2 separate regions of the Homo sapiens genome follow, and region 2 is linked to region 1. A link is an interaction called in ENCODE POLR2A ChIA-PET data of the cell type or tissue named here. Cell type or tissue: MCF 10A. All regions are shown on one strand. Each heading gives the region's core, and the rest is flanking DNA. Links, peaks and the distances in the headings are about the cores only. Region 1 has its middle 31 kb from the start of EIF4A2. Region 2 holds the start of FETUB (fetuin B).

Region 1 (15,472 bases), core at 4,059-12,058:
AGAGGACAGGGTTCAGGGAGTTTTGGAGACCTGAACACATGGAGGCTGACAGGAAGGTGAATAAGAACTCATTCAACAGCCAGGCGCCGTGGCTCATGCCTGTAATCCCAGCACTTTCGGAGGCCCAGGCGGGTGGATCACCTGAGGTGGGGGTTCGAGACCAGCCTGACCAACATGGAGAAACCCCGCCTCTACTAAAAATACAAAATTAGCTGGGCGTGGTGGCGGGCGCCTGTAAATCCCAGCTACTTGGGAGACTGAGGCAGGAGAATCGCTTGAACCTGGGAGGCGGAGGTTGCAGTGAGCCGAGATTGTGACATTGCACTCCATCCTGGACAACAAGAGCAAAACTCCATCTCAAAAAAAAAAAAGAAAAAAAAAAGAACTCATTCAACCAACTCCTCGGGCACAGAAGTTCCTGGGCTCGGGACCCTTCCAGACCTCTCACTATGTATCTATGTATCTCTCTCTCTTCATCTGTTTATTCATACTTTTAAAAATATCCTTTATAATAAGCCAGTAAACGTAAGTGTTTCCTTGAGTTGTGTGAGCCACTTTAGCAAATTAATCAAACCCAAAGAGGAGTTTGTGGGAACCCCAACCTGAAGCCTGTTGGTCAGAAATTCCCGAGGCATAGACTTGTGAATGGTGAGAAGGGGCGGGGCAGACTTGCGGGACTGAGCCCTCAACCTGTGGTTTCTGAGGCTATGCAGGATGATAACGTCAGAATTGAATTAAACTGGAAGACACTCAGCTGGTGTCCTCTGCTTGGTGTGTGAGGGGACATCTCCACATGTCTGGTGACAGAAGTCTTTTGTGTTGATTGTTGTAGTGAGACATTAGAGAAAAAAAGTTTTTTTTGTTTTTGTTTTTTGCTTGTTTGTTTTCTAACACAAGGCTCTGTCTCTTATTATATATAATAAGAAACACCGAAACTTCTACTGAGACGTTCCCTCTGCCCTCCGGGCTTAAGTGATCCTCCCACATCAGCCTCCCAAGTAGTTGGGATTACAGGCACACGCCACCATGCCCGGTCTTTTTTGTTTTGTTTTGTTTTTGAAGACAGGGTCTCACTCTGTGGCCTAGGCTGGAGTGCAGTGGCATGATCGTGGTTCACTGTAGCCTCAACCTCCTGGGCTCAAGCCATCCTCCTGCCTCAGCACCCCTGCCCTCAACCCCCAGTAGCTGGGACTACAGGTGTGCACTACCACACCCAGCTAATTTTGGTATTTTGTCTAGAGACAGGGTTTTGCCACATTGTCCAGGCTGGTCTCAAACTCCTGGTCTCAAGCTGCCTGGCCCAGGGTGCTTCTAATATGAACACAGCTCAAAACTTAGTTTTGGGACAAGGTGGTGCTGTGATAAACTCAGCTGGCAAACTCCCAGGGAGCAGAAAGCAAAGGAGATGCTCCTTGGCTGAACTCCCTCATTCCAGAATAAGTAAAAGGCAAAAGATCCTCTGGAGTTCTTCAACGGGAACTTCGTGATTTTCCTGCCTTCTCGAATTTTGAATTAACTGTTGAATCTGTTAGACTCACTGAAGTAGATATTGAAAGGAAAATCTACTGAAAGTGAACTAAGTATGGCCGGGCACGGCAACTCACGCCTGTAATCCCAGCACTTTGGGAGGCCGAGGTGGGCGGATCACCTGAGGTAAGGAGTTCAAGACCAGCCTGACCAACATGGAGAAACACTGTCTCTACCAAAAATACAAAAAATTAGCCGGGCATGGTGGCACATGCCTGTAATCCCAGCTACTCAGGAGGCTGAGGCAGGAGAATTGCTTAAACCCAGGAAGCGGAGGTTGCGGTGAGCCAAGATCACGCCATTGTACTCCAGCCTGGGCAACAAGAGCGGAACCCCATCTCAAAAAAATTAAAAAAAATAAAGTGAACTAAGTAGGCCAGGCGCAGTGGCTCACGCCTATAATCTCAGCACTTTGGGAGTCCGAGGCAGGTGGATCACTGGAGGCCAGGAGTTCGAGACCAGCCTGGCCAACATAGCGAAGCCCTGGCTCTACTAAAAATACAAAAAAGTTAGCCAGGTGTGGTGGCAGGCGCTTGTAATCCTAGCTACTCTGGAGGCTGAGGTACAAGAATTGCTTGAATCCGGGAGTTGGAGGTTGCAGTGAACCGAGATTGCAGCACTGCACTCCACCTTGGGCAACAGAGTGAAACCCTGTTTCAAAAAAAAAGAAAGTGAACCTAGTGATGTTCCAAGTTTCAAAAGCAGAGTCAGGGCATGCATTTCTATAAGTATATGGGAATTTAGATTAATCAGATCTAAGTCTGATAAAATAGAGGTACGCAATCTCTATCTGATCTCTCAGTTGTGTTTGTAGACAGTGAGGAATCATTAGGAATGGATGTACACGCTGAGGCATAATTACTAAATATGCCTGCGGGACACCTATTTTCCAACTTTGGCTGCTTTCCTTGCAGTGCCCTTGGTTCTTATAGGGCCTGGAAGGTGTTGGATTGTACGGAGATTAAAGGATTTATTCAAGATAGTTGTTTAAGTGCTCTGCTGGCGTGAACTGAGATGTGAGTTCCCCAGGGCAATCCTGTCGGCTAATTAGTGGGAATTGAGGTTTCAGGGCTTCCCAGGGAACTCTGAATAGTGTGTGGATCTAGGTGGATTTTGAGGCTCCCCAGGGCTCCCATGGCCCTACCTTGGCTTCTCCTTGCCCCTCCTCTTCAAACGGGATTTCGTCTCTATGGATTACAGTCTTGATTTTTGGTTAAAATCAGAAGATTGCTCTTTAGCTTCTACTCTCTCCTGAAAGCTCACTAAAGTACAGTAAAAAGTGTTATTAAAAAAGACTTAAAGTCTGGGCGCGGTGGCTCGTATCTGTAATCCCGGCACTTTGGGAGGCTGAGGCAGGCGGATGCCTTGAGCCCAGGAGTTTGAAACTAGCCTAGGCAACATGACGAAACCCTGCCTCTACAAAAAAATACAAAAAATGAGTTGGGTGTGGTATTGCAGGTGGGAAGATCATCTGAGCCCGGAGAGGTGGAGGCTGCTGTCAGTCAAGATCATGCCACTGCTCTCCAGCCTGGATGACAGAAAAACCCTGTCTCAAAAAAAAAAAAAAAAGTACTTAAACACTAAAGAAAATTGGAAAAGAGACAACAGCCCACAAAGTTGCTTAAATTGGAAAGCAAATGGGAAAATGATGACAAAATTAGCAGACGGGAGAAAGCTTAGTCCTAAAAGGGAAGTGAGGAAAGCTGATAAGCAACCTCATCTAAGCTGCGGAAAGACCCCAAAGACAAGGAACTGGCGGCACCATGTGCCTTTGGACATGGGGACGTGAGAGTAAAACATGGACGCTGGTTGAAAATCTGTTGAAAACGCAGTGGAACTTCAGGAATTTCTTCCCCTGCCACAGGTAATTAGGCAGCTTTCCCTCCTCCACTCTGGCTAGAGGTTTATTCTCCAAAAATAGTGAATAAAAAGACCTCTGGATTGAGGCCCTCATGAAGGTACACCTGACATTTGATGGTCATGTAGAGAAATGTTTTCTTCCGTGTCATACTGTTAGACTTGGGAAGGGCCATGTGTGTTCTCAAAAGCCTACCTAGTATCCCATAAAGAGGTTTTTGCTATGCCATAGTGATTCACTTCTCTGTTCTCTTTGCTACTATTGTTGACACCAAACTGAGAATTCTGTTTCGGTCATATTAAGCCTGACATTCAAACAGGGATGTTAAGTGGGAGTTATATAAAGTTGTATATATAAGCCTGCAACAGGGGTTGGGCATTAGAAATCAGGTTGGAAGATCTCAGTATGGGAGTCATTGACATATATATGGCACTAAAAATCACTGGACTGGATGGCATTACCTAGAGAATGAGCATAGAATTATGAGACTCAATAGAGGGCTGAGTCCAGAAATATTCAACATTTATTTTTATTTAATTTTTTTGAGATGGAATTTCACTCTTGTTGCCCAGGCTGGAGTGCATTGGCAAGGTCTTGGCTCACTGCAACCTCCGCCTCCCGGGTTCAAGCAATTCTCTTGCTTCAGCCTCCCGAGTAGTTGAGATTACAGGTGCCCACGACCATGCCCGGCTAATTTTTGTATTTTTAGTAGAGACGGGGTTTCACCATGTTGTCCAGGCTGGTCTCAAACTCCTGACCTCAGGTGATCCACCCATCTCGGCCTCCCAAAGTGCAAGGATTACAGGCATGAGCCACTGCGCCCAGCCATATTCGACATTTAAAGATCAGCAAAGGAGTATGAGTCCGCAGAGAAGACTGAGGAGAGGTAGGAAAAAGAAGAGAGTGCGACAAACCAAGAGAATATGGAGTTTCAAGGAGGGATTTCTTGAAGGTGTAAATGCTGACGAAAGATTAATATGACTACTAAGAAATGACCACTGGATTTGCAAGATGGATGCTATTGGTAATGTTGACTAGAACAAATTCAGTGGTAGGGATGAAAGCTTGATTAGTGTGGGTTAAAGAGAAAATGTGGAATTAAGGCTATGTGTAGTGAATTCATATGACCTGATAACATTCACAAATACTAGATAAATTATGACACAATTTTTCTTTTTCAGAGATAGGGTCTCGGCCTGTTGCCCAGGTTGGAGTGCAGTGGTGCAATCGTAGCTCACCACAGCCTCAAACTCCTGGGCTCAAGCTATAGTCTCACCTTAGTCTCCTGAGTAGCTAGGACTACAGGCATGTGCCACCACACCTGGCTAATTTTTTAAGAAATGGGGATCTTGCTATATTGCCTAGGCTGGTCTTGAATTCCTCATCTCAAGCAATCCTCCTGTCTCAGCCTCCTGAGTTGCTGGGATTACAGATGTGAGCCACTGAACATGGTGAACACAAATTATTTTAAATTCATAGCTGAGCTTGCAAGGGAAAAGGACTATCTGCAGATATATCAAATGAGGAGGAAAGTGAAGACCAGTAAGGATATAAGTTGACTCTGACTACTATAAGCCAAAAGGTATCTGAGACAGGCCTCGATCAATTTAGAAAGTTTATTTTGCCAAGGTTAAGGATGCACCCGTGACACAGCCTCAGGACGTCCTGACAACAGGTGCCCCAAGGTGGTTGGGGCACAGTTTGGCTTTATACATTTTAGGGAGGCATGAGACATGTCAGATGTACATTGTAAGATGTACATTGGTTCAGTCCAGAAAGGCGGGACAACTCGAAGCAGGGAGGAGGTTTCCAGGTCGTAGGTAGATAAGAGACAAATGGTTTCTTTTGAGTTTCTGAGTAGTCTTTCACTGAATGCACAATTTACAGGAATCATCACTTATGTCTTAGTCTGGCTTAATGAAACAGCAGGGCACAGGGAGCAATCAGATATGCATTTGTCTCATGTAAGCAGAGCGATGACTTTGAGTTCAGCCTGTACTTTGTCCACAGGGAATTTCCTGGTGGGCAGATTGTGAGGGAGGTATGTAGCTTTTTAAACTCTTTGTAGCTATCTTATTTAGGAATAGAATGGGAGGCAGGTTTGCTCTACGCAGTTCCCAGCTTGACTTTGATTTTGGGGATATTTATTTTCCTTCCAAACTACCTAAGGGTTGAATTGGCTTTAGTAATCTAGGGGCTTCATTAAAATATATATATATATGTATATATATATATTTATACATATATATTTATGTATACATAAATATATGAGACAGTCTCGCTTTGTCGCCCAAGCTGAAGTGCAGTGGCACAATCTCGGCTCACTGCAACCTTTGCCTTGCAGGTTCAAGCAATTGTCCTGCCTCAACCTCCCGAGTAGCTGAGATTACAGGCATGCGCCCTCACGCCTGGCTAATTTTTGTATTTTTAGTAGAGACGGGGTTTCACCATGGTGGCCAGGCTGGTCTCAAACTCCTGATCTCAAGTGATCCACCCTCCTTGGCCTCCCAAAGTGCTGGGATTACAGGCATGAGTCACTATGCCTGGCCTAAAAAATACTTTTTATTTTGGAATAACTGTAAGTTTGCAGAAAAATTGCCAGGTAGTACACAGAGTTTCTCCATATTCCTCTCACCCATGTTCCCTCACTGTTAACATCTCAGAGTTTAGTTTCTCCTAGGGGTTTAGAGTTTGAATTTTTTTTACCTATGTGGTACCCCAAACTCTAATATGAGAACTTACAGAAATGTGTACAAGCCCAGTGACGTTCCAAGACTCTCGGCAAGTGTCAACAGAGAACAGACGTGCCAAGACTCTTTCTCACAGTGAATTCTCTCAGGAAAAACCAAGCCCTGCTACCGATGAACTTATACTCCAGACATACATGGAAACGACTTACCATGCCTGCGAGTCAGCACCAACAACAAACAGCCAGGTTCATGGTTGTGAATTTCGGATAATGGAAAGACTATCTAAAAGAGAACATGAAAGGAACACATTTAAAATGACTAAAATACGCCGGGCACAGTGGCTCATGCCTCTAATCCCAGCACTTTGGGAGGCTGAGGCAGGAGGATTTCTTGAGCTCAGAAGTTCGAGACCAGCCTGAGCAATATAGCAAAACCCCATCTCAATTAAAAAAAAAAAAAGACTAAGACATAGAAGAATTGAATCCCTAAAATAACAATAATATACTGCACAAAAAAGAAAAATTGGGCCAGGCGCAGTGGCTCCACGCCTGTAATCCCAACGCTTTGAGAGTCCAAGGTGGGCAGATCACCTGAGGTTGGGCGTTCAAGACCAGCCTGACCAACATGGAGAAACCCCATCTCTACTAAAAATACAAAATTAGCCGGGTGTGGTGGCGCACGCCTCTAATCTCAGCTACTCAGGAGGCTGAGGCAGGAGAATCGCTTGAACCCAGGAGGCAGAGCTTGCAGTGAGCCAAGATAGCGCCACTGCACTCCAGCCTGGGGGACAGAGCGAGACTCCAACTGAAAAAAGAAAAGGAAAGAAAAGAAAACTCTTAGACACACTGAAATTACACAGAAACCCTGTAAGAACAAGAAAAAGAAAGGAGGGAAATGCATTCATTAAGAAGAGAAACACATTCTCCCAGCGGCCATGGGCTTCCCATTAAGACCTTCACCTGCGCATTTATCCTCTGGGAGGCAGCAGTTCCCTGCAAAGGAGGAAAGGTAAACTTGGGAAGGGGGTTCTGCGTGGAGTCCCTCCATTTCCTATTTTACTAGCAATGAGGAAAAGCACTCTACCAGCGCTCCAAGTTCACAAAGAATCCTTACTCACTCGAACAAGATTAAAAATGTAAGTTGAATCACCTCTCAAATGCAGAAACACCTATTCAGAGAGTAAACACTGTTGGTTCCTCTTGAGTCAGCTACTAATGACTCACAGATGAGTCTCCACCTATGTTATGGATCCACACTTCATGACGGCAGCCACAGGACAGCACAATAATAGCAATGACAAATACCATACTGACTGACTTTTCTTACCCACTGCAGTTTTCCGGCAGTGCATCATTATTAAAAGGCATTCACATATTTATAATTATAAAATAATTTATAAGAGTCAAATCTAAAGACTTAAAAAAGATCACAATATATATCAAGTGAAAAATAGAGATTACATATTGTATTTACAGCCTGATTCTGTTTTTGGAATACATGCATACACTTGGAGAAAACATTTCTGGAAAGTCATAACCAAAATTTCTTTTTTTTTTTAATTTAGTTTTTAAATTTTTAAATTTTTTTTTTTTTTTGAGATGGAGTTTCACTCTTGGTGCCCAGGCTGGAGTGCAATGGCATGATCTCCACTCACTGCAACCTCCGCCTTCCAGGTTCAAACGATTCTCATGCCTCAGCCTCCTGAGTAGCTAGGATTATAGGCGCTCACCACCACACCCGGCTAATTTTTGTATTTTTAGTAGAAATACGGTTTCACCATTTTGGCCAGGCTGGTCTTGAACTCCTGACCTCAGTTGATCCACATGCCTCAGCCTCCCGAAGTGCTGGGATTACAGGCGTGAGCCACCACGCCTGGCCTTGTTTATTTATTTATTTAAATTAGAGGTGAGGTCTCACTGTGTTGCCCAGGCTGGTGTTGAACTCTTGAGCTCAAGCGATCTTCTCACCTCAGCCTCCCAAAGTGCTAGGATTATAGCCATGAGCCACCACACCCAGCCCAAAATTTCAACAGTAGTTTTCTTTGGCCAGTGAGATTACAATAGTTTTTATTTCCTTCTTTGCATTATTTTGTATTTTCTAAATTTTCCACATTAAACACTAAAGTATATAATATAAACCAGCATATGAAAAGAAAGAATACACGTATCAGGAAACGTGGAGAAAAATTAATCATGGATTTTAACACTGAAATGAATAAATATGGATAGCCTCCGCCCTACATTTTCCTAGCTCTTATCTGTGAATATTTATAGAGCATGATAACTAGCATACAGTTGTTTTCAGACGGATAAAATTTCAGGACCAAGCAGTCTATGTTCGAAAAAGAACTAAATGCTGTAAATGAGCATATGCTCATTATTCTTTCAGTGCAACTCCGAGCAAATGTCAGTGCTCCTATTTTTCTCCTTTTCCTCCTGGTCCCGTGTTAGGTTTCTACAACTAAAGCAGCCATCAGGTTCTAGATTGCCTCATTCTACAATTCTAGGCTCTTGGAGGAAGGTGGGCCACAGTGATCCTCTCGTCCTGCCCTCCTACCCAGCTCAGAAATCTTTCCTAGTATACCTCTAACTTCCTCCCTCTCCTTCGGCATTCCCAGAGGTGTGGAGCTCAGTATTTAAATGCTTTTCCTCCTTTCCCCGCCTGGAGAACTTCTACTCATCATTCAATATTCAAATCAGGGGCAGTTCAGGGGCTGTGTTTCTGTGAGGCCCATGTGGTGCTGACATCTGATGGTTATAAGCATGGATTCTGTTGTCAGAGATACCTGGGTTCAGTCCCACCTCCCCTACTAACACCTGCTTATGTGAATTTTTGTTGTTGTTGTTGTTGTTTTTGAGATGGAGTCTTGCTCTGTCACCCAGGCTGGAGTGCAGTGGCACGATCTCGGCTCACTGCAACCTCCGCCTCCCAGGTTCAAGCGATTCTCCTGCCTCAGCCTTTTGAGTAGCTGGGACTACAAGGCACCCGCCATCATGCCCGGCTAATTTTTTTGTATTTTTAGTAGAGACGGGGTTTCACCGTGTTAGCCAGGATGGTCTCGATCTCCTGATCTCATGATCTGCCCGCCTCAGCCTCCCAAAGTCCTGGGATTACAGGCATGAAACCACTGCGCCTGGGCGGTTTTTTTTTGTTTTTTTTTTTTGAAATAGGGTATTGCTCTGTCACCCAGGCTGGAGCGTAGTAGTGCAATCAAGGCTCACTATTGCCTCAACCTCCTGGGCTCAAGCAGTCTTCTCACTTCAGCTTCCTGAGTAGCAGGGACTACAGGCACACACCTGTACTATACTGTACATCACGCCTGGTTAATTTTTTTTTCTTTTTGAGACAGGGTCTCACTCTGTTGCCCACACCTTAGTGCAGTGACACGCTCTTGGCTCACTGCAACCTCTGCCTCCCAGGCTCAAGTGATCCTCCCACCTCAGCCTCCCAAGTAGCTGGGACCACAGGCACGCACCACCATGCCTGGCTAATTTTTTGTATTTTTTAGTAGAAATGGGTTAAAAAAAAAAAAAAAACTCGACCATTTTTTAGTAGAGATGTTGCCCAGGCTTGTCTCGAACTCCTGAGTTCAGACGATCTACCTGCCTTGGCCTCCCAAAGTACTGGGATTACAGGCGTGAACCACTGTGCCCAACCAGCACCTGGCTAGTTAATTTTTTTTTGTTTTTGTAGAGACAGGGTCTCCCTATATTGCCCAGGCTGGTCTTGAACTCCTGAGCTCAAGCGATCCTTCCACCTTGTCCTCCCAAAATACTGGGATTACAGGTGTGACCCACTGTGCTGGCCTTATATGATCTTAGCCAGTTTATCTCACTTCTCTGAGCCTCAGTTTTCTCACCTGTAAAATGGGTTTCATAAATGTCATAATATGTATTAGATCTTCAAGTGGTGTCTGTTACATAGCAAGCAAGCAAATAATATTAACTACTCCTATTTGTCATATCAGTGGTTTCAATGCTGACCTGCACATTAAAATTACCTTTAATAGGTCTGGGCTGATGCTTCTAGCAAGGTATTTTTTAAAGTTAGGCAAGTGATTCCAATGAGTAGCCAGGGTTGAGAACTACTGCGCTTGACCAGTAGCTCTGAAAGTATGCAACCCAGACCAATAGCACCAACATCTCCTGGGAAGCTGTCAGAAATACCAATTCTAGGGCCCCACCACAGACCTGCTGAATGAGAAACTCTGAAAATGGGCTCCAGCTATTGGGGTTTTAATAAGTTTTCTTTTTTTCTTTTTTTTTTTTTGAGACAGAGTTTTGCTCTTGTTGTCCAGGCTGGAGTGCAGTTAGCAATCTCCGCTTACTGCAACCTCCGGCTCCCAGGTTCAAGCAATTCTCCTACCTCAGCCTCCCTAGTAGCTGGAATTACAGGCATGCACCACCACGCCCAGCTAATTTTTGTATTTTTAGTAGAGATGGGGTTTCACCATGTTGGTCAGGCTGGTCTTGAACTCCTGACCTCAGGTAATCCACCTGCCTCAGCCTCCCAAAGTGCTGAGATTACAGGCGTGAGCCACCGAACCCGGCCGGTTTTCGTAAGTTTTCTAGAAGATTCTGGTGCTAAAATTTGTGAAGAGCTGCACTAGATTGTAAGCTGAGCAAAGGCGTGAACTGTCTGGTTTTTCCTTTTCATTTTTGTTTCTTTTCAGAGACAGGGTCTTGCTCTGTCACCCAGGCTGGAGTGCAGTGGCATAATCATGGCTCATTGCAGCCTTGTACTCCAGAGCTCAAGCAGTCTTCTCTTCTCAGCCTGCTGAGTAGCTAGGAGTATAGGCACATGCCACCACATCTGGGTTTGTTGTTGTTGTTGTTGTTATTTTTTGTAGAGATGGGATCTTGCTATGTTGCGCAGGCTGGTCTTGAACTCCTGGCCTCAAGTGATCCTCCTGCCTTGGCATCCCAAAGTGCTGGGATTACAGCTGCGAGTCACTGCACCCGGCTTGTGTTGTTAATGCTGCATTCCTAGGGCTAAACGCTGTGTTGTGAACAAATTCAGTTTAACTCAATTCAACTCAAGAAATATTTATTGAGCACTAATTTTTTGTTAGGCCTTGTGCCTGGGCCCTAGGAATATGATGCTGTGTGAGATAGGTCTTTGCCCTCTTAGCTTCTTCCAGCTTTTCAGACTTGATTCTTCCTTCTCTATGCTTTCATTGCAGCTTAAACACACCTCTACTATTGGAATTTTTATGCTGATTTATATATTTTTTAATGTGTCTGTGCTTCTCTCTAAAGTGTGACATTGAGGACAGGAACAGCCTTTAATCATTTTCTTTCTTTTTTTTTTTTGAGATGGAGTTTTGCTCAGTTGCCCAGGCCGGAGTGCAATGGCGCAATCTCAGCTCACTGCAACCTCTGCCTCCTGGGCCTCCCGGGTTCAAGCGATTCTCCCGCCTCAGCCTCCTGAGTAGCTAGGATTACAGGCACCCGCCATCATGCCCAGCTAATTTTTGTATTTTTAGTACAGACGGGGTTTCACCATGTTGGCCAGGCTGGTCTTGAACTCCTGACCTCAGGTGATCCACCCACCTTGGCCTCCTAAAGTGCTGGGATTACAGGCGTGACCTACCTCACCTGGCCAGCCTTTATTTTCTTAGAAGATGCTCAGATGCAGTCGCATTGCCGGGCCTGGCTGTGCATTTGAAAGCAATAGAATGTGTTCTCCTAATATACCTCTGAAACTGGTCCAATTGTCCCATAGAACTGATATTTATGGCTTCTTTTGAATAAACATAGAAACTGATCCTCCCAGTCTTGAAACTTGAGGAAGTTACATTTGTCTTTGCTCAGTTTCTTTCTCAGGCATCCAACCATCAGGCTTCCTAGATAGTGTCAATAAACTGAAACTTACCAGATCACTGCATCTAGGCAATAAGACATCAGACTCCTCACCTACCATGGTTGCCTAAGTGGCTACCTGCTTCCTGTTGAACAGCTCCTCTTCCTTACCCCTCCCTAATTCCTGTTTTCCTGTATGTAGTTACATTTCTTCCCTGCTATATAATCCCCTAATTTTAGCCAGTCAGGGAGATGGATTTGAGACTGATCTCCCATCTCCTTGGCTGCAGCACCCAATTAAAGCCTTCTTAACTGGCAACACTCGTGTCAGTGATTGGCTTTCTGTGTGGCAAGCAGCAGAGCCTAGACCTAACCCTTGGTGTTTTGGTAACAAATTGATAGGGTGAAAAAAAAGGCTGGTGCATCAGTCAAGGTTTCATCAAGGAAGCAGAACCACTGTGAATCCTATGGCATAGGAGATTTATCTAAATCTAATGCCATTGTGGGAGGAGCTAGGAAAATAAGGTCCAGGGAAAGGGAGTTGGAGGATCTGAAGAAGGTTATTCATTAGCCTTCCAAAAGCATTGGTGCTCCTGGACAAGTCAGAGCTTTTAGGGAAAACTGGACAGGTACATATAGCTGCCAAGGGACTGCACAGGGGAGTTAGTGGAGAAATCTTTGGAAGACTCTTGCCCTGTTAGGTGTACTATGGCTATAGGTTAGCACGGCCAGCAGTGGAGGAAATGTTGAGTGCCAAGGAGGGGCGAGGGAGAACAGGCTGGAACCCTTCGGCATCCCTGCATCCATCTCTCACTGCAGCTTTTCTTTTTCTTTTTCTTTTTCTTTTTTTTTTTTTTTTGAGATGGAGTCTTGCTCTGTCATCCAGGCTGGAGTGCACTGGCACGACCTTGGCTCACTGCAACCTCCGCCTCCCGGGTTCAAGCGATTCTCTTGCCTCAGCCTCCCAAGTAGCTGGGATTACAGGTGCCTGTCACCATGCCTGGCTAATTTTTGTGCTTTTTAGCAGAGACGGGGTTTTGCCATGTTGGCTAGGCTGGTCTCGAACTCCTGACCTCAAGTGATCCAGCCGCCTCAGCCTCCCAAAGTGCTGGGATTACAGGCATGAGCCACCATGCCCGGCCCTATTCTTACTTTGTATGTTGTATGTACTTTGTATGAATTGCTCCACCTCCCAGCTTGAAGCAATTCTCCTGACTCAGCCTCCCGAGTAGCTGGGATTACAGGCATCCGCCACCACACACCCAGCTACTTTTTGTATTTTTTGGTAAAGTCGGGATTTTGCCATGTTGGCCAGGCTGGTTTCGAACACCTGACCTCAGATGATCCGCCTGCCTCGGCCTGCCAAAATGCTGGGATTACAGGCGTGAGCCACCGTGCCTGGCCAAGAATTTATCTCTTTTAATTCTCATAACACCCCATGAGGTAAGTACATTATTAAAGTAATATTTTGCATGGGGAAACTGGGACTTTGAGAATTTAAACTGGGAAGTTAAGCAAATTGGCAGTTTTTAGACTCAGGCTGTAACTACAGAACTCTGGTTTTTAACCACCTCACTATACTGCCTCAAATGTGATACACTGGGCAATACCTCAAAGTTTTGCAAAAGACAGAATGGTGTTCAAATGGAAATTCTTATGAAATAAAAGATGAAAGTATAACTTAAATAATTTTTTGTTGTTGTTTTTTGAGATGGAGTATCACTCTTGTTGTCCAGGCTGGAGCGCAATGGTGCGATCTTGGCTCACCGCAATCTCTGCCTCCCGGGTTCAAGCAATTCTCCTGCCTCAGCCTCCGAGTAGCTGGGATTACAGGCATGTGCCACCACACTCGGATAATTTTATATTTTTAGCAGAGACGAGGTTTCTCCATGTTAGTCAGGCTGGTCTCGAACTCCCAAGCTCAGGAGATCCACCCGCCTCAGCCTCCCAAAGTGCTGGGATTACAGGTGTGAGCCACTACACCCAGCCAACCTTAAATAATTTAACATAGCATTTTTGCAAGATGTTGAAGTGGCATTTTGGCTTTTGATCATCTATCTTAATATAGAGAGAGAGACACTGGGCTTCTGGAAGAGTGAGTTTTAAAATATAGCTGCTGGATCCTCTCAAATCTTCTCAGAGGAGCCTTGGGAGTCTGGGCTTTCCCGCGAGGTGAATGTACAGAGTATGAGCAGAAGGGGAGCATGGGCGCCAGACAGACTGGGGTGAGGCCGAAAAGCATGTGTCTTTCTGTGAGTTAACTCCTTTGGAACCAGGCTTAGAAGCAGGAAGTGGAGAGTGGAGTAAAAAGCCAATAGGGGCCTCCTGTTTGAGGAACTAGGCGTAGACAATGTGAGGAATGTGCGTTGGACTCGACGACAGGAAATGCCTGCCCTGAAGAGAAGCACGGAGCGATGTAGCTGTGTGGCCCCAGAGCCAGGGCCAGACACTTGGGGTGTGACTTTGGCTTGGTAGTTAGGTCTTTTTTTTTTTTTTTTTTTTTTTTATTTGAGGCAGAGTCTTACTCTGTTGCCCAGGCTGGAGTGCAGTGGCATGATCTCGGCTCCCTGCAATCTCCACCTCCCGGGTTCAAGCGATTCTCGTGTCTCAGCCTCCCCAGTAGCTGGGATTACAGGCTCCCACCGCCACACCAAGCTAATTTTTTTTTTAATTATTTTTTAGTAGAGACGGGGTTTCGCCATGTTGGCCAGGCTGGTCTCGCACTCCTGACCTCAAGTGATCCGCCTGCCTTGGCCTCCCAAAGTGCTGGGATTACAGACGTGAAGCCACTGCGCCCGGCTGGTATAGATATTTAAAAAATAAGAAAGTTAGTTTCTGGGTCACGGGAAACTCATGTTTATGTTACCTAACAAAGGCCTGAAGTGGAAATACTTCATGTTGTTGAGTAAGCTGAGAGGTATAGGCTTTATATATCAGCCCTTATTTTTCTGCTAAAACATGATTGTCAGGAAATACCCAGAACAGAACCCTGACTCCATTCTCTTCCCATTCTGATCCACCCTACCCAGAACCTTCAGAATCATCTATCTCAAACTCCCTCTGAGTATGGCAAAGACTGTAGAAGGAACTCTACTGCATATTTCAGCCTAGACTCCCAGCTGGGCTTCATACTACCTTTCACAGCTGATCCCTCTACCTAGTCAACTTCTTCCAGTCACATTGGTTGCATTCACTCACTGTTGCACAAAAGACTGCAGCCTGGATCAAATCTTTGTTCCGTATGCTTTCATCTTGACTTGCCAATGGGATTGCAAGATCTTTGAGGGAAAGGATTTATGTCTTTTAAAATTTCTTTCTTTTCCTCTCAGGACCTCATGCGAAGCATATGGTAAATAGTTAGTGACTGCTGCTTAACTCAGTTTATCCTGACCAATACACAGAACAGCACCAGCCACAATTAGGTATTTAATAAGGATATTTTGGATTGAGACAAGGATCCTCTCAGAGTCAGACATTGTCTTGGCATGCCTTTTTTTTTTTTTAATTTATTGGGTCTCTGTGACTGTAGTCAGTGACTTGGTGTGTCTTTTGTAATGACAACATTAATAATAAAGCCTTCAGATGACATGGTGTAA
Region 2 (15,472 bases), core at 4,999-12,998, 110 kb after region 1:
CACTGGAGTGGATCACAAAGGGACTTTATAAGTGTGCTGAACATGTGAGCCCTAGAGGCTGGGAACACATGTGGCATCCAGATTTAAAAGGGAGAAGTAAAAAGCTATCTCTTTTCAGGTGACATGATCATATAGAAAATCCTAAGAAATCCACTAGCAAACTATTAAAACTAATAAATGAGTTCATCAAGGTTATAATATATAAGATCAATATAAAAAATCAATCGTCTTTCTACACACTTTCAATGAACAATCCAAAAATGAAATTAAGAAGACAGTTTCATTACATAAGCATCAAAGAGAACAAAATATTTGAAGAGTAAATTGACCAAAATAAATGAAAGTTTTGTACACTGAAAACTACAAAACTTTGTTGAAAGAAATTAAATGAGTTCTAAACAAATGGAAAGATACCACATATTCATGGAATTGAAAACTTAATATTGTTAAGATGACAGTACTTTCAACGTTGATGTACAGATTCAATGCAATCAAATGTATCAAATTTCCAACTGCCTTTTTAAAAATAGAAATTGACAAACTGGTCCTAAAATCAGCATGAGAATTCAAGGCATCCAGGATACCCAAAGCAATCTTGAACAAGAAGAACAAAATAGGAGGATTTAAATGTTCCAATCTCAAAACTTACTACAAAGTTATATAGTATTCAAGACAGTGTTATACCAGTATAAGCTTAGAAGTGTAGATCAATGGAATAAAATTGAGATTAAAGAAATAAACTCTTACATTTATGATCAATTGATCTTCAAGAAGTATGCCAAGGCAACTACATGGGGGAAAGAATAGTCTTTTTAACAAATAGTGCTGGAAACAGTGGAAGTTCACATGCAAAAGAATGAAGTTGAACTCCCTGCCTCACACCGTGTACAAAAACTCAAAATGTGTCATAGGCCTACATATAGGGGCTTATTTCTTTACTTTCAATTTTATTCTATTGATCTACATATCATTCTTATACCACCAAGACACTGTCTTAAGTACTGTACCTTTGTAGTAAGTTTTGAGTTTGGGAAGTATGTCTTCCTATTTTTTTGTTGTTGTTGTTGTTCAAGATTATTTTGGCATTCTGGATCCCTTGCATTTTTACACATGTAAATCTTGGTGATTATGGATTAGGCAATGGTTTCTTAGATATGACATTAAAAGCATATTCAAAATAAGAAAAAATATATATAAATAGAACTTCATCAAAATTTAAAACTTCTGTATTTCAAAGAACGTTGTCAAGAAAGTGAATAGACAACCCAGAGAATGACAGAAAAATACTTAAAAATATATATCTGATAAGGACATTGTATCTAGAATATGTAAAGACTCTTATTATTCAACAATGAAAAGATAAGCAACTGGATTTTAGGTAGGCAAATGATTTATGTAGACATTTTTCCAAAGAAAACATACTAATGGATAATAAACACATTAAAAGACGCTCAGCATCATTAGTTATTAGGAAAATGCAAATAAAAATCATGATGAGGTACCAATTCATGCCCAGTAGGATGGCTATAACCAAAAGAAAGATCATAATAGGTGTTGGCAAAGATGTGGAGAAATTGAAACCCTCATACATTGCTGATGGGATTGCAAAACTGATGCATTCACAGTGGAAAACAGTATAGCAGTGAAAGGGTTAAACATGGAGCATTTTTTTGTTGTTTTTCATATGACAAAAACTCCACTCTGAGGTATATACTCGAGAGAAATGGAAACATATGTGTACATAAAAACTTGTACACTTGTTCATAGCAGGAAACAACTCAAATGTTTATCAACTGATAGATGGATAAACAATAAACAATATCTATGCAATAAAATATTATTTGCATAATAAATTATGCAAAGAGGTAAAACTACATTTATTTATAGATGGAGAAGCTTTGAGAACACTATGCTAAGTGAAAGAAGCCAGATACAAAAGACCATATGCTGTATGATTCTATTTATATGAAATGTCCAGAATAGGCAAAGCCATAGAAACAGAAAGTAGGTAAGTGGTTTCCAGGGGCTTGGTAAGGTGGCAATGGGGAATGACTGTTAGTGGGCATGAGGTTTCTTCTGAGGCTGATGAAAATATCCTAAAATAAGAAAGTGGTGATGGTGGCACAACTCTGTGAACATACTAAAAACTACTGAACTGTACACCTTAAATGGATGAATTTTACAACGTATGAATTATTTCTTAATAAAGCTGTTACTGTAAGTAAATGAGAGGAAAAGTATTTTGGTGCATTTTGCCCAGTTGCACTCCAACACATTGTGCCAAGTTAAATTCCCACCAGGTGTATTTCAGATGACTTCAAGGCATACTTTCCCTCTTGGATGCCTCTTTGAATGAAGGCCTATTTGACTTTGTCCTTCTTAAAGAGTGGTCCAAGGAATGGAACACCATGCTATATTACAAACGTAATTGGATTGTGTTAGACTGAAGCAGGGCCATTACCCATCACTGAGATGTCTATATTTTACAGCTCTATATAATCACTTTTGCAACTACTGATGAAAGTTGCACTTACAATTGAATGCAGTCTGGATCTGTCTAATCTCTAACTAGTCAGATGCTCCTTGAGGGGAAGAAAAGCATCTCATGCCTTATGACACCTCATATGTAATTTATGCTCCACAAACACTTAGAGATGATCTGTGAACACTCAAATTATGAAGACATTCAGGAAAACTCACCACAGAGTCGGAGGACTGAAGTGAACAGCTGCTGGCCTGGGATTTAGTACATGGTGATTCTTTAATTAAGTATTCCACAAAGTAAGAAGGGCCGACCACCCACTGTTATGAGACAAGAGTTGAGACATAAAAATCAAACATTTCTGCCTAGGGAAAAGACTCAGGTTTGGCAGCGTTATATCTACAGAAACAATATGTCACCAGAGGCATTGTCAAGGCACATATCTGTTGTTCCGCAAATCCCCACACTGATCAAACCATGTACCATGATTTAGTTATTAAGAAAACATAATCTCACACCTTTCTTCTCTTCTTTAAGATTTGAGGCTGGGCACGGTGGCTTACGCCTGTAATCCCAGCACTTTGGGAGGCCGAGGCGGGCGGATCACGAGGTCAGGAGATCAAGACCATCCTGGCCAACATAGTGAAACCCCATCTCTACTAAAAATACAAAAATTAGCTGGGCATGGTGGCGCATGCCTGTAATCCCAGCTACTCGGGAGGCAGAGGCAGGAGAATCCCTTGAACCAGGGAGTTGGAGGTTGCAGTGAGCCAAGATCGCGCCACAGCACTCTATCCTAGCGATAGAGTGAGACTCCGTCTCAAAAAAAAAAAAAAAAAAAAAAAAGATTTGAATGGGCCCTAAACACCTTCTTTTGATTTGTTTATTTTTCCTCATGTAGAATTGTCTTTTAGATTTTTCTGCTTATGAAAGAAATATCGGCCAGGTATAGTGGTTCATGCCTGTAATCCTGGCACTTTGGGAGGCCAAGGCGGGTGGATTGTTTTGAGTCCAGGAGTTTGAGACCAGCCTGTGCAACATAGTGAGACCCAATCTCTACAAAAAATATAAAATTAGCCAGGTGTGGTGGTATGCACCTGGAGTCTCAGCTACTTGAGAGGCTGAGGTAGGAGGACTACTTGAGTCCACCCTGGGTGACAGAGTGTCTCTGTCTCAAAAAATAAAAAGAAAGAATGAAATAGAGAAAGAAGGAAAGAAATCAACATAATCTAAATACAAATGAGCCTTCATTTTCCCTAATCCATAAAATTCAACACCCACTCTGGTCTTAAAATAGAGTAAAAGTTATGTTGTAAAATGGTCCACGATCAGTCACATTTGAGAATACAGCAGTGAGTGGTGAACGTATGGATAATCCCCCAAGGAGACTAGGAGTTCATTTCTGTTCTTGCCTTAAGGTTAGGGAAGCAAAATCAAGCCGCCTGACTCTTGTAGAAATGCCATGGAATCACTTAGAAAGTGAAACATGATAGAATGGGCATCAGGTCTATCAAAGTGGGGAAAGTAGAGAAAGGTATTTTGGTTCTAATCAAAATGAGTGCCTTGACATTTTCCTCCCAGCTTAGGAACCTACAGCAACAGTTATGAGACACACTGTGTAACTGGCTTGGGCAGTTTTAGCCTTACCTGGCTAGAAGCCCTGGTGACTTTGAAGAGAGAATACTGCTTGGATGTGTTCTCATTGTTGTATTTCGCAAGAGACTCGGTGGCAGCCTCCAGCACTTGGTGATTGGAAGAGTCAGTGGGTATGGAGCTTGGGCAGTCAGGGCACGTCATGTAAATCTTTTTTTTTGAAACTGTTGATGCCAATAACATAAGTTTTTAAATGCTATTAATTTTCAATAAATCATATGACTGTAAAGAGGCAAGGATGGGGTGAGGAAGTTACCTCTGGAATATACCCCTGGAATAGAAGTTAGCTGTCAGCAGTGTTTTCTGTAATGACCATGTATTACTTTCACAATTAAAAAAGAGACCAGAACAAAGCAAAGTTTTCACCTCACACACATTTACTCTGAGAATTTTGTTCAAAGACACATAATATAGTATATTAAAATAGGACCTTTTCCTCCAACTAGTTCACTATCTTTTCTCATTATTGACCCTGTAAAGTAGACTGTCTTCAGAGATTGGGATTTCATTACCGCAATATCTTATTTACCTTTCAGTTCCTAACACCGAACATCATATCTGATACATAGGCAGTGCTTAGTAAATGCTTGTAGAATGAATGGATAAGTGAATGGCATAGTAGAAGGCAGAAGCGCACCCCGTTTGGTTAGAAATGCAAGTGAGATCTGTCAAAGGATACAAAATTACAGCTAGATAGGGGGATAAATTCTAGTGTTCTGGACCACTGTAGGATGACTACAGTTAACAATAAGATAAAATTTCAAATAGCTAGAAGGGTATTGAATGTTCCCGACACAAGGAAGTGATAAAGGTTTGAGATGATGGATATACTAATAACCTAATCCGATCACAATACAGTATATATATGGAAATATCACTATATATGCCATAAATAGGTATAACTATTATTTATCAATAAAAAATAAGACTAAATATTTTTTTAAGAAGAAAAATGCAAGTGAGCCAGAAAACAAAATGGGTCAAGTCACTGTGTGACTGAGTAGAATGATCACATTAAGTACAGTCAGATTTCTGTTTGGGAGGAGCTGAGGTCAATAAGCCTAGTGTGAAAGTCAAGGTACAGAATTTATCTTGAAGCTGCTTTTGCAGAGCAAACACATTGTTTTTAGAAATTTTGTGTTTATCTGCATGCACTTGGGGACTGGTGGAGATAATGGGGGACTTCCAGCTACAGCTTGTCACTCCTGAATCATCACCACCTGTCACTTCCTGACCTCCCATAGCTCTGATACTTATGACTTCCATTTAAGTCCTGAGACTGTTTACTACTTGCTGTTCTGTGAATCTTGCCTTCACAACCAGGAACCTTAAACTGTGCCTAACAAAATGTTTGCTCGCTTGCCTTGTTATTCAAAGCAACCAGCAGCATTCTTATCTCCTGGAGCTTATTAGAGATGCAGGATCTCAGGTCCTGACCAAGACCTGTGGAATCAGAATCTACACTTGCACAGGATCCACCAGGGGAGCGACACGCACGTAGTTGTTCGACAGGGGACCAAATTCTGTTTTCCTGCACTGTGGATGCTCTCTTTCCAAAGACCTTCCCTTGAAAAAAGGAAGGTCCCAAATGAATGCATGTGCATATTTCAAGTGTCATTAAGTTTCAGCCTCATTTCTAGTCCAATTATTTACTTAACAACATTATTGACACCTTCTACTTGGTGGGAACTGAGGAAGGGTGCAGCAGGAGGAGGAAAGGAGAAACTATTCTACATGATGTAAGATATGCGACCCTCAAATCAAGGCAGTGCATTATGTGTTCCCTGAGTAGTTTAGACAAAATTTTATAGGAATGCAGATTACAAAAGCACCATTCCTTTCTAGAATAGAGAACACTGTGGAAGAAGTGGTGTTGGTCCTTAAAGAATAGGTGTGTCCCAAGGTCAGAGGTCATCAGGGGAGGGCATGCTCAGCAGAGGGAGAGGCACAAGCAAGACACAGAGACTGGAAATTGCAGTGCATGTTCAGAAAACAGGGTGGCATCCAGTAGAATGGAGTGAAGAGTTGGTGTAGTCTGGGAAATAATGGCAGAGATAGCAAGAAAGGAAGCCTGAGGGAACAGTCATAGAAATTATACCATTTATGTCAGACTGAAAATGTAAGATCTGATGCAGCATATAAATGTAGAGGTAGTTTAGTAAGATTAATTGTGGGAAGAGGAGCAGTATAGTATGAATTTCAGTAAGGAGGTAAGTACTGGAAATATTAAGAAACTGGCATTAAGAATAAACAGAAAATAAGAATGAGAGATACCCTATACATTCTTGGCAAAGACCTGGTTAAGTACTCTTTTCCATCCTTTATTAAAACTAACAAAATCGTAGTGATTTCTTACCTGGGCGAAGAGTACAGTTATAAGCAGCTAAATAGAGAACTCTACTTGGGTTGTTCATATAAAATATTGCTTTGCATTGACCATAAACCTGAAACCAACAAATGCATTTTATGACATAGCGAATGCAACTATGAGCTTTTAAAATACCTCCAAAATTAAAGTCAGACATTTTCTTTTAAAGTAGTTAGAAACTTAAGATCAAATTCTGTGGTTTTGGCTGGGAGGAACTGCAGTTGATGATCAAACTGTTTAACCTTTCCCTAGGACACAGCTAGAATATGTTTCCAAGCCTCCCCAACACGTGTGACTGTGTATAATTGAGTTCTAACCACAGGAAGGTGAGCAGAAGTGAGGTGTAACCATTTCCAGATCTGGCTCATAAGGGTCTCCCACGTTCTCACTGTCCTCTATGCTCTTTCTCTGTGCACAGCTTGATGCAGATGAGCAGGTAACCATGGAAGTCGTGAGCTGAGGCTGCAGAGTCTAGAGCCAGAGTGTGGAATAAACTTGGGTCTCAAATCACCCCTGGAGCAAAGCACCCATCTAATCAGGAACTTCTACTTTCAACTTTACATGCGTGAGAAATGAACTTCTATCATGTTAGAGTGAGTATACAGTTTTTGTGTCTGTGTTTTAGTAGCTAGTGTCACCATAACAAATATAATTCACAACAGGATATTCACTTTTCAAAATCAAGTTGGGTACAGTTTGACCAATTGGCTACATGATTAGGAAAATATCTTGATCAAATAGTTTTCTTCTAAACACTTACATCACTATTCTGTACTCACACTGTAAAGTTTTATATCAATTACTGAAAATCATCCCAGGATAATTAAGAATGAAATGAAATGGATTATCTATTTTCAAGTCTCTTCTATGATCATCTTTAGAAGATTAATTCTGAGGCCCTTTATTATGCTCTGTGGTTTCAGGAAATCCTTACACGGCGCCCTTGAGAGCTTTCATACTGCAAGTCATCCATTTTCCTCCCCTCAAACCTGGCATCGGAGTTTATTGAAACAAAGCAAAATAAAACAAATAGACAAAGCTCTACCTCCATCACTTCTGCAGTCTACATTAACCCCACGTCCAGAATATTCACACCTCAGGTCTTTTTCTCACAATTGAAACACTGGTTCAGAGCCTAACGGAAGGTCTTGGAGGTAAAAACACAACTTGGGGCAACTTTTCCATTCTGTTCTGCATGACCCCAATGGGACTTCTCAGAAACCCCTCTCATGAATTAAACTTTGTTCTGTCTAGAGCATTAGAATAAGCTTATGGGCACCTGCCAGGAGATTATAAAGTGGGCCATTTAAAAGATGACAGATATTGAGCACCCTTGACCCTGTAGAAAGAGTGTACCTACTTGCTTTCCCTAGGGCCCTTAATGGTTTATAAAAACAAGCACTCACTGATTCAAAAAATATCCTCATTCCACAGTCTTGCCATGCCTTCTTTCTGAGCACATGGCAGTCAGTCTCTAGCACATCCAGTGTAAGATAGAACAGAGATCCCAGGCCACCCTGTGGGAAGGGGTAGAGAAATGCAATACATTTCACAGGAAGTAGAAACCTAGAAAGACCACACAAAAAAACCCCTGCTTTATGGCAAAGCCAAAGAATATTTGTGAAGATTCCCCGTAAACCATTAAATCTGACACAAGTGTCAGAGTAGGATCACTGTTAACACTTGTTTTTACTAACAATAAGTGCGTTGTTGCTGACCCTGGCAGAGGAGAACAGAGAGTTCTCGGCAGGGCTTCCAATACAGAAAACACCTGCCAGGGTGTCTCTGGGTTCCCTCACCCTGGCCAGTCTCTCCAGCTTGCCCACATCCCTGCCCCAGAGTGGGAACTGTCCCTACTTGCCCGTCTGTATTCCTGGGCGTCGTTCACTCGGTTGAGTCTCAGCACATAGCCATCCTTTCTGTCTTTGTTAATATCCCGCAGGGCAAAGCCTGCAACTGCCAGCACATCTGAGTCATTGCAGCCCCGGGAGAGCAGAGCCGAGGGGTTGAGGGCCAGCTGGGGTGGAGACATTGCTCCGCAGCACAGGACTAGGATGCAGAGTGCCAGGGGAAGGAGCAGACCCATTCTGTGGAGAACAAGGCCCAGGATGGGTCAGTTTGTGGAGCTGCAGGGACTGGCTGGCTTGTAAGGCTCTTTAAGGCAGACTTGAGCGGTTTTGTTACAACTGGAAGGGCTAACCAAGTTCACCTTGAATTCTGAACTTGGATTTTCCTAAGTCAGTACTTTGGATAGCATTTCCCAATGATTCTAACCTTAGACCCTTGAGCAACCTCATATCCACCTGTACATACAAATGAATTTAAGTTTCCCAACTGTTTCCTGAGAAATCATAACATTTGTTCAAGGCTCTTATGATTAGATTCTGATTTGCAGGTCCCCTCCTGAATAGGAATATGGAGGACTGTCCCATTCTCCCCCTCTCCCCTAACACCTTTGCTGTGGAGGTCTCCTTGGCCACTCTAATAGTTATCTTATGTCCCAGTGGTGCTTGGTGAATTCAGACTTCCTGGCTGACACTCTGTGTGCAAAGCCCTTGTTAGATCAGGGAGGTAGTTGAACCCCACAGTCATCTGCCAGAAGCACAGTTGAGATTCCTTAAGCACTTTGGCCATCTGGGTGGAAAATGTTCTACTTATCATCATTTAAGTTATTTTTAAACAATGACTTTACTTAAGGGGAAAAAGTCAAAGAGATATAAAAAGTTCTCACATTGTATTTCAAGCCTATTCTTCCTTTTATGCATATGTATGGAAGCAAGCTCATTAAGAGACTAAAGCCCCATACTCTTGCTAAAAGAAAGATACTGAAGGGCAGGTGGGTGGCAACACATTGGTTGGGACTCTTGCCTTCTTTTTTTTTTTTTTTTTTTAGCTTCTATTTGTGATTCAGAAAGGTTCTACTTATTGGGACCATACAAAAGACAATTATCTTTTAAAAACTGTATTTCAACAAAAAACACATATCAGCAGTAGTTTGTCATGAGAGAAAAGAGACAAAATGGGAAAGAAGCCTCTAGAAGAGGTTATCATGAAGGGCATTCTATAAAGCCCTAGTCCATGAGGTGAGTAACCACCCCCTAACTCTCTCCCTACTCCTAGCCCTTCTCTTCCTTCCTGTCCCTGTCCAAGGATTCTGCATTCAAATAAGTTTAGGAACTGCTGAATCCTTCTGTGTGCTTGCTGGTACACAGTGGTGGCTATTGTGTAATGCTGAGAGGATTATCCTATCCTGATGAGGGCTCCACCCTCATGAATGGAATATGCCATTATCTTGAAAGTGAGTTCCTGATAAAAGGATGTGTTTGGTCCCCTTCTCTCTTCCTTTCACCTGTGTGATGCCTTCCACCATGTTATGATGTAGCATGAAGGCTCTCAGCAGGTATAGCCCCTCGATCTTAGACTTCCCAGCCCCCCAAACCATGAGCCAAAGTAATTTCTGTTCATTATAAATTCCCTGGTCTCTGATATTCTGTTATAACTACATAAAACTAACTGAGGCACAGCCCTAATTAATTTCTGGAGAGAAATAGTTTTTGAGGATTGATTGAAAAACCCAAATCTAAAGATCCCAGCTCTGTGGATGTGGGCTGTAGGCATTGTTTTCAAATAGGAACGATACTAGCAAAATGGGTACAGAAACCAGACATTCAGATTCTGGGGCACAACAAAGGTTTAGCTTCAGCCAGTGAGGAGACAAACATTCATTGAGCTTGAGCAACGTACAGAAAGAGGTTGAGAAGGATCTGGGGCCTGAGGATGCAGAACAAAGAGGAGGAGAATGGTCTGGGACCTGAGGAATATATTAGACTTATATAGGTGAAGGCCATGAGTGCAACTAAAATAAAAGGCAGGACTCAAACAGATAAAAAGATCCAATAACATGGAAATCGTGCACCACCACTTATGCACCTGGGTTTCAACCCAGTCTCAAACAACCTGAGCTGGCCTTCTCCTAGGCTGTGGAGTATGGGAGCCCTGGGAGAGGAAGCAGGGGAAGAGTCCAGCCTTTGGTGTCAGGCAGTCTTGGGTTTAAATTCCACCTCTTCCACTGCACGGTAAGAGGGCCTGTGACACTGGGTGTGCCACACAGCATTTTGTTTCCTTATTCATAAAACAATGGCACTCCCAGCATATGTATACATGCACAGTTGCACCTGCCTGTAGAAAGAGAATAGAGTTCCTCTTTCCCTAGAAGCCCAACCCAGGTACACTTGTGTTTGGTTCCCATCACATATGGGAACAACTTTAGTATCAGCATGGAAGTTAAATTTCTGCTCAGGAGTGAAGAACAAGGCTGTGGAGATAGATCAATCTAGGTTTTGTTGAATCCAGTGTGTCTAATAGAAATACAATGCAAGTTACATATTTAATTTTAAAATTTCTGGTATCTGCATTCGAAAAGTAAAAAGAAACAGATGATATTAATTTTAACAATATTTTGCTTAACCTGTCAATCCAAAATATTATAATTTCAATATGTGATTAACATAAAAATTATGAAAGGCACAGTTTACATTCTTTGTTTCACACTATGGCATACCCCAATTTGGAGTAGCCACAGTTAAGACGCTCAAGAGTTGCATGTGGGTACCTTATCAGACAGCCCAGGTCTAGCTCTTGGGAGCCTCAGGCTCCTCCCATGTAAAAGGAAGGTAGCAGGATTCTCCATCTCCTGAGGTTGCAATATGGACTTATCACAGGGGAAGTATGCAAAGGTGCTTAGCACAGCCCTGGTGCACAGGACGTCCAGAGACAATGTCCAAGGACAGCTGTCAGTGCTGTGACTGTACCCTGTGGTCCTCACTTTGTCTCCCACGGTGCAGATTCTTATGTGACTCTGCCAGTGGCCTTTTTCTGGTTACACTTGAATGGATGCATCGCCAGGTGAACCAGGTTGGGAGAAACAAGGCTGATTTTCCCTGAGTGAGGAGGGAGAGGCAGGGGGCTCCCTGGCCTGCCCACCTCCTGACACAGGTGTGATCCAGGGCAGTGACTTAGGATTATTGATTTGAGAACAGGGAGAGATCAGACAGGTGAGACATTGTTGGCTGCAGAGCTGAGAGAGACACAGCACACGTGATTAGGCATCTGGGGAATTAGAAATCTAGGTACCAAGTCTTGGCCTAAGGGGACAGGATGTGTACTTAGCAAAACTGGACGGCAGCCATGGCTCCAAAATACCAGGTGGGAGCTGCCTGGTACATGATGGTCTCTACAGCTAGTTGCTGTGTTTCTCTCTCTCTTCCCTTTCCTCCCTTTATCTTTTCTTCCTTCCACAAACACTGAATGAACATCTCCTCCAACCACTGCCAAAGCCCGGCACTATATATGAAACTGATATTTCTCAGTGTGTGCCCAGCCCTGTGCTAAACACTCTGTGTTCCTTCTCTCATGTAAGCCCATGACCAACCGAGGCCTGTAGGTGCCACTATTATTCCCATTGTACAGATAAGGAGGCTGAGGAACAGAAAGGTTACATTGCCTGCCTGAGGTCTTACAGCCAGGGTTTGCATCCAACCTATGTGGCTTCAGAGAAGAAGGCATGGTTCTTGCCCTCAAGGAGTGGATGCTAGGAACGCACCAAGGGGAGAAACTAGTTCTACTGGGGAAGTCAAGACAGGCTTCCTAGAGGGGGTAACATTCACTCTGGAGCTTGAAGGAAGAACAGAGTATGCCTGAGGCACAAGGCAGGGAGCGTATTTAACAGAGCGTTCACTTTTCCTGCAGGAGCTGTAAAGGCGAAAACTGTAAATCACGTCGTTTACTTTCTATGTCCTTGCAACTTTCGCAGCTGTCTCCTCTGTCATTGGGATAGTATTTGCTGCTCCCAAACCACCTGCTAGCCTCAGGGCTACCTTGTGGCAGTTTCTCCTTGACTCCTTCCTGAAGTATCCTATGTTTGGAATCTCCCTCTTCCTCTTACTTTTATCAGCCATATTTAGACAATGTGTGGAAAAAAATCAAAATGTTTAGAGAACACTTTTCGGAATCAAAAATATTCTTAGGGCAAATCTGCCTTATAGCATCAAAAGTGGGATTTCCTCCACAAATCCCTATGGCGGTATGGCTAAGAGCACAGGGGTTCAAATCCCAGCTCCGCCACTCATCAGGTCTGTCCAAGGATGTGTTTCTCACATTCTCTGAGGCTACAGCTAATCCACAGGATGGACGTGAAGACCAGGGGAGATTTTATACACTAAGTGCCTGGCATGCAGTTTGCCCTTAGTACCTCACCAAAGAAATTCTAAAAGATAAGAAGGGGGCAGGTAGGATCTTCAAGCCATATCTCATACTCACAGTTGTGCTGGTTTATGAAAAGATGTCAAGGATGCTGTAGGCGCAGTCCTCTCAGGGAAGCAGCTCCCGAGCCAGGGCCTCAGCTTTGCCAGTCACACCTTCAGGGTTCCTGAGGACCCAGAGTTGTTCAGGCCTGGGGGTGAGTATACTGACCCTATGCATAGGCAACTGATACATAAGCCAGCAGCCGGTTTGTTAATTTGTACTGGAGACTGATGCCTCTCCTAGTGGCTCTCCAGCAGGGCTGGACAAATGCTGACAAGTTCTTCCTCTCTGATTGTCCTTTTATATCTGGCGAACAGATTGCATTGTCACTTCAGAACACCTGGTAACAATACAGGTGGTTAGCTGGATTCCAGTGCCAGGCATACACCCTAAATCCTGAATTGAAGGCAGGGTGATAGGCAGAAGGCTAAGCTTTAATTAGGTACAGTCTTTTTTCGCAGGAGCTGCCCTACACTTTGCACAGACCTGGGCTCTTCCCAGATTACCTCATCAACATCTTTACAAGCCAACTCAGAGAGTGCAGCAACCCTGTAGATGGACTGCTTCACCCAGTGCTGCTGGTTCTTATGGCTGTCACTCCCAATGGGTAGTTTTATTGCCAAATTCCATCATAAGCAGTACTACCCATACCCTGACCAAAGAAGGAAAGGGGAATTAACACGACCACCTGCCTACTGAATGCCAGGCGCTGTGCTAAATGTGAGGTACGTACATTTCATCCCATGAGGCTTTGTTGGGAGGTATAGGCTTTTGTTGCTTATGATAGAATGCCAATTGCTAAACATAGAAGAGATGATAGTTAGAAAAATCACCATTCTGCAATCATCATTGTAGTAACAAATCCAGGCAAGAATCATCAATATATGTTAAAACTAGGGAGTAAATATTTGAAATGGGAGAGGTTATCTACATAGTCTCTGAGTATCTCCCCACAGATTACTTAATAACTGTAAAGGGAGAAATTATAATTATATACCAAAGGAACCTGGAAGACATCACCTTAACCAAATAATCAAAATCAACATCACCAATAACAAGCCAGACAGATACCATGTGTTTCCTGATGCGATGCACTGAGAAGGACACAACATCACTTTTATGGTATTCCAGAGGGGACAGGTAACCTACGCTAATTATGAGGAAAGACAAGACAAACCCAATTGAAGGGCATTCTGCAAGACAACTAGCTTGTACTCTTCCAAAATGTCAATTCATGAGAGATAAAGGCTGGAGAAATGTTCTAGATTGAAGGAGACTAAAGAGACTACATAACTAAATGAACATGTGATCAGTTTGATTCTGGATTGGCTCTTGAGATAAGAAGTTAAAATTCCTCTAAAGAACATCATGGGGTAGTTGGCAGATTTTGTATATGGAATGCAAATTATGTAATAATGTATACATGTTAACTTCTGTGAATTTGATAGCTATATGGTGATTATGTAAGAGAAAGTTAGACCCTGAGATACTTAGGGATAAAGAGAAAAGTGCATGATATCTGCAACTCATCAAAGAATCATAAAGTGTTAGAGGTTGAAGAGTCCCTAGGGAGTCAGTAGGCCAAACCCTACTTTCTTGAAATGATGTAACCAAAATCCTGAGAAATTGAATTACCTGCCTAAGACCACACATCCAGCCAGGAGTTGAGCCCAAGACTCTCTGGCCAGGTGTTTACAGTGAGTGCATGATATTGGTTGCTGTTGTTTATCATGGGTCAATACTCAGACAAATACATTGTTATCCATTAACTACAAGCCAATATACACCCCCGTGGCTTCGACCCAGCTTCTGCTAACGCAAAGGTCCCTGACCTCTGGTGGGCTTACATCAGAGGACAATGACCCTGGGAACTGATTTATTTTCACCCTTCTCAGTGCTGACCATGGCCTCAGAGGTGGGTGCTCTCAGGAGAGCCCTCTGCTGTGTGCTGTAGTGGAAAGGGCTGGAGCTTATAGTTGGGTAGATCCGCTAGATGAGATCTGTTACTAGCCGTGTGACTTCAGGCACAACTACCATTTATTTTCTCTGGCACTCAGTTTTCTCATCAGTAAAAATGGAGACAACATGCATATTTATGGGACTAAATGAGATCATGTATGTGATATATGCCCATCCAACAGTAAGTCTTCGTAATTGGTCATTGTTTTCTTCTTTCTTTTGGTCCAAAAGTATTTATGACTATGAATGGAGCTGGGTGGAGGGCTTAGAGAACTCAATACAAGTTATTTAAACTTTTTTTCTCATTAGAAGAATATTACCAAAGTGATATGCACCTTACAGAAAATTAAAAAGCAAATAAAAAGACAAAAATATCTGACCATACTGTTAATAGTTGATGGATGTCCTTCCAGACTTTCCTGTATGCATATGTCACATGCATTTTTATACAAAAATACTGTAGTAGTATACTTACTATATAGTAACTTGCTTTTAAAATCCAACAATAGATCCTGACCATCTTGACATATAAAATAACCCACTTCTGCAGTTTAATTTTTAATTATTGCACAATAGTCTGTTGACAGGTGAGTCAGTTCTTCAAGCCAACTGTCTTTGATAGACAGGTAGATTGTTTCCAATTCTCTGCTATTATAAACAATGTTGCAATTAACATTCTTGTGAGTAGATCTTTGTTCATATCCTTA

The links. ChIA-PET counts read pairs that join two places held together with the same protein. Peaks named below come from ENCODE experiments on the same cell type or tissue, not always from the same donor. Only the 100,000 strongest peaks of a DNase experiment are listed, where the experiment ranks them.
Region 2: POLR2A ChIA-PET joins it to region 1 with 12 read pairs; 4 of 35 experiments call an interaction of 5 or more read pairs at or near these places.

The regions. Positions count from the first base shown.
Region 1 is chr3:186,744,936-186,760,407 of GRCh38, reverse strand. No RefSeq gene overlaps it. Among named protein-coding and RNA genes, the nearest start is that of EIF4A2, 31 kb to the left of the region's middle. In MCF 10A, for the core only: a CTCF peak has its summit at 7,050; DNase peaks (open chromatin) are centred at 6,187 and 7,277.
Region 2 is chr3:186,633,578-186,649,049 of GRCh38, reverse strand. FETUB (fetuin B) reads right to left here and starts at 8,651. Exons shown (of 7, transcript NM_014375.3): 1 at 8,365-8,651; 2 at 7,910-8,020; 3 at 6,492-6,579; 4 at 4,130-4,299; 5 at 2,701-2,802. The coding sequence starts at 8,589. HRG-AS1 (HRG and FETUB antisense RNA 1) reads left to right here. Exons shown (of 3, transcript NR_187317.1): 2 at 6,922-7,096; 3 at 7,427-7,541. In MCF 10A, for the core only: no CTCF peak of the experiment used is centred there; a DNase peak (open chromatin) is centred at 8,429.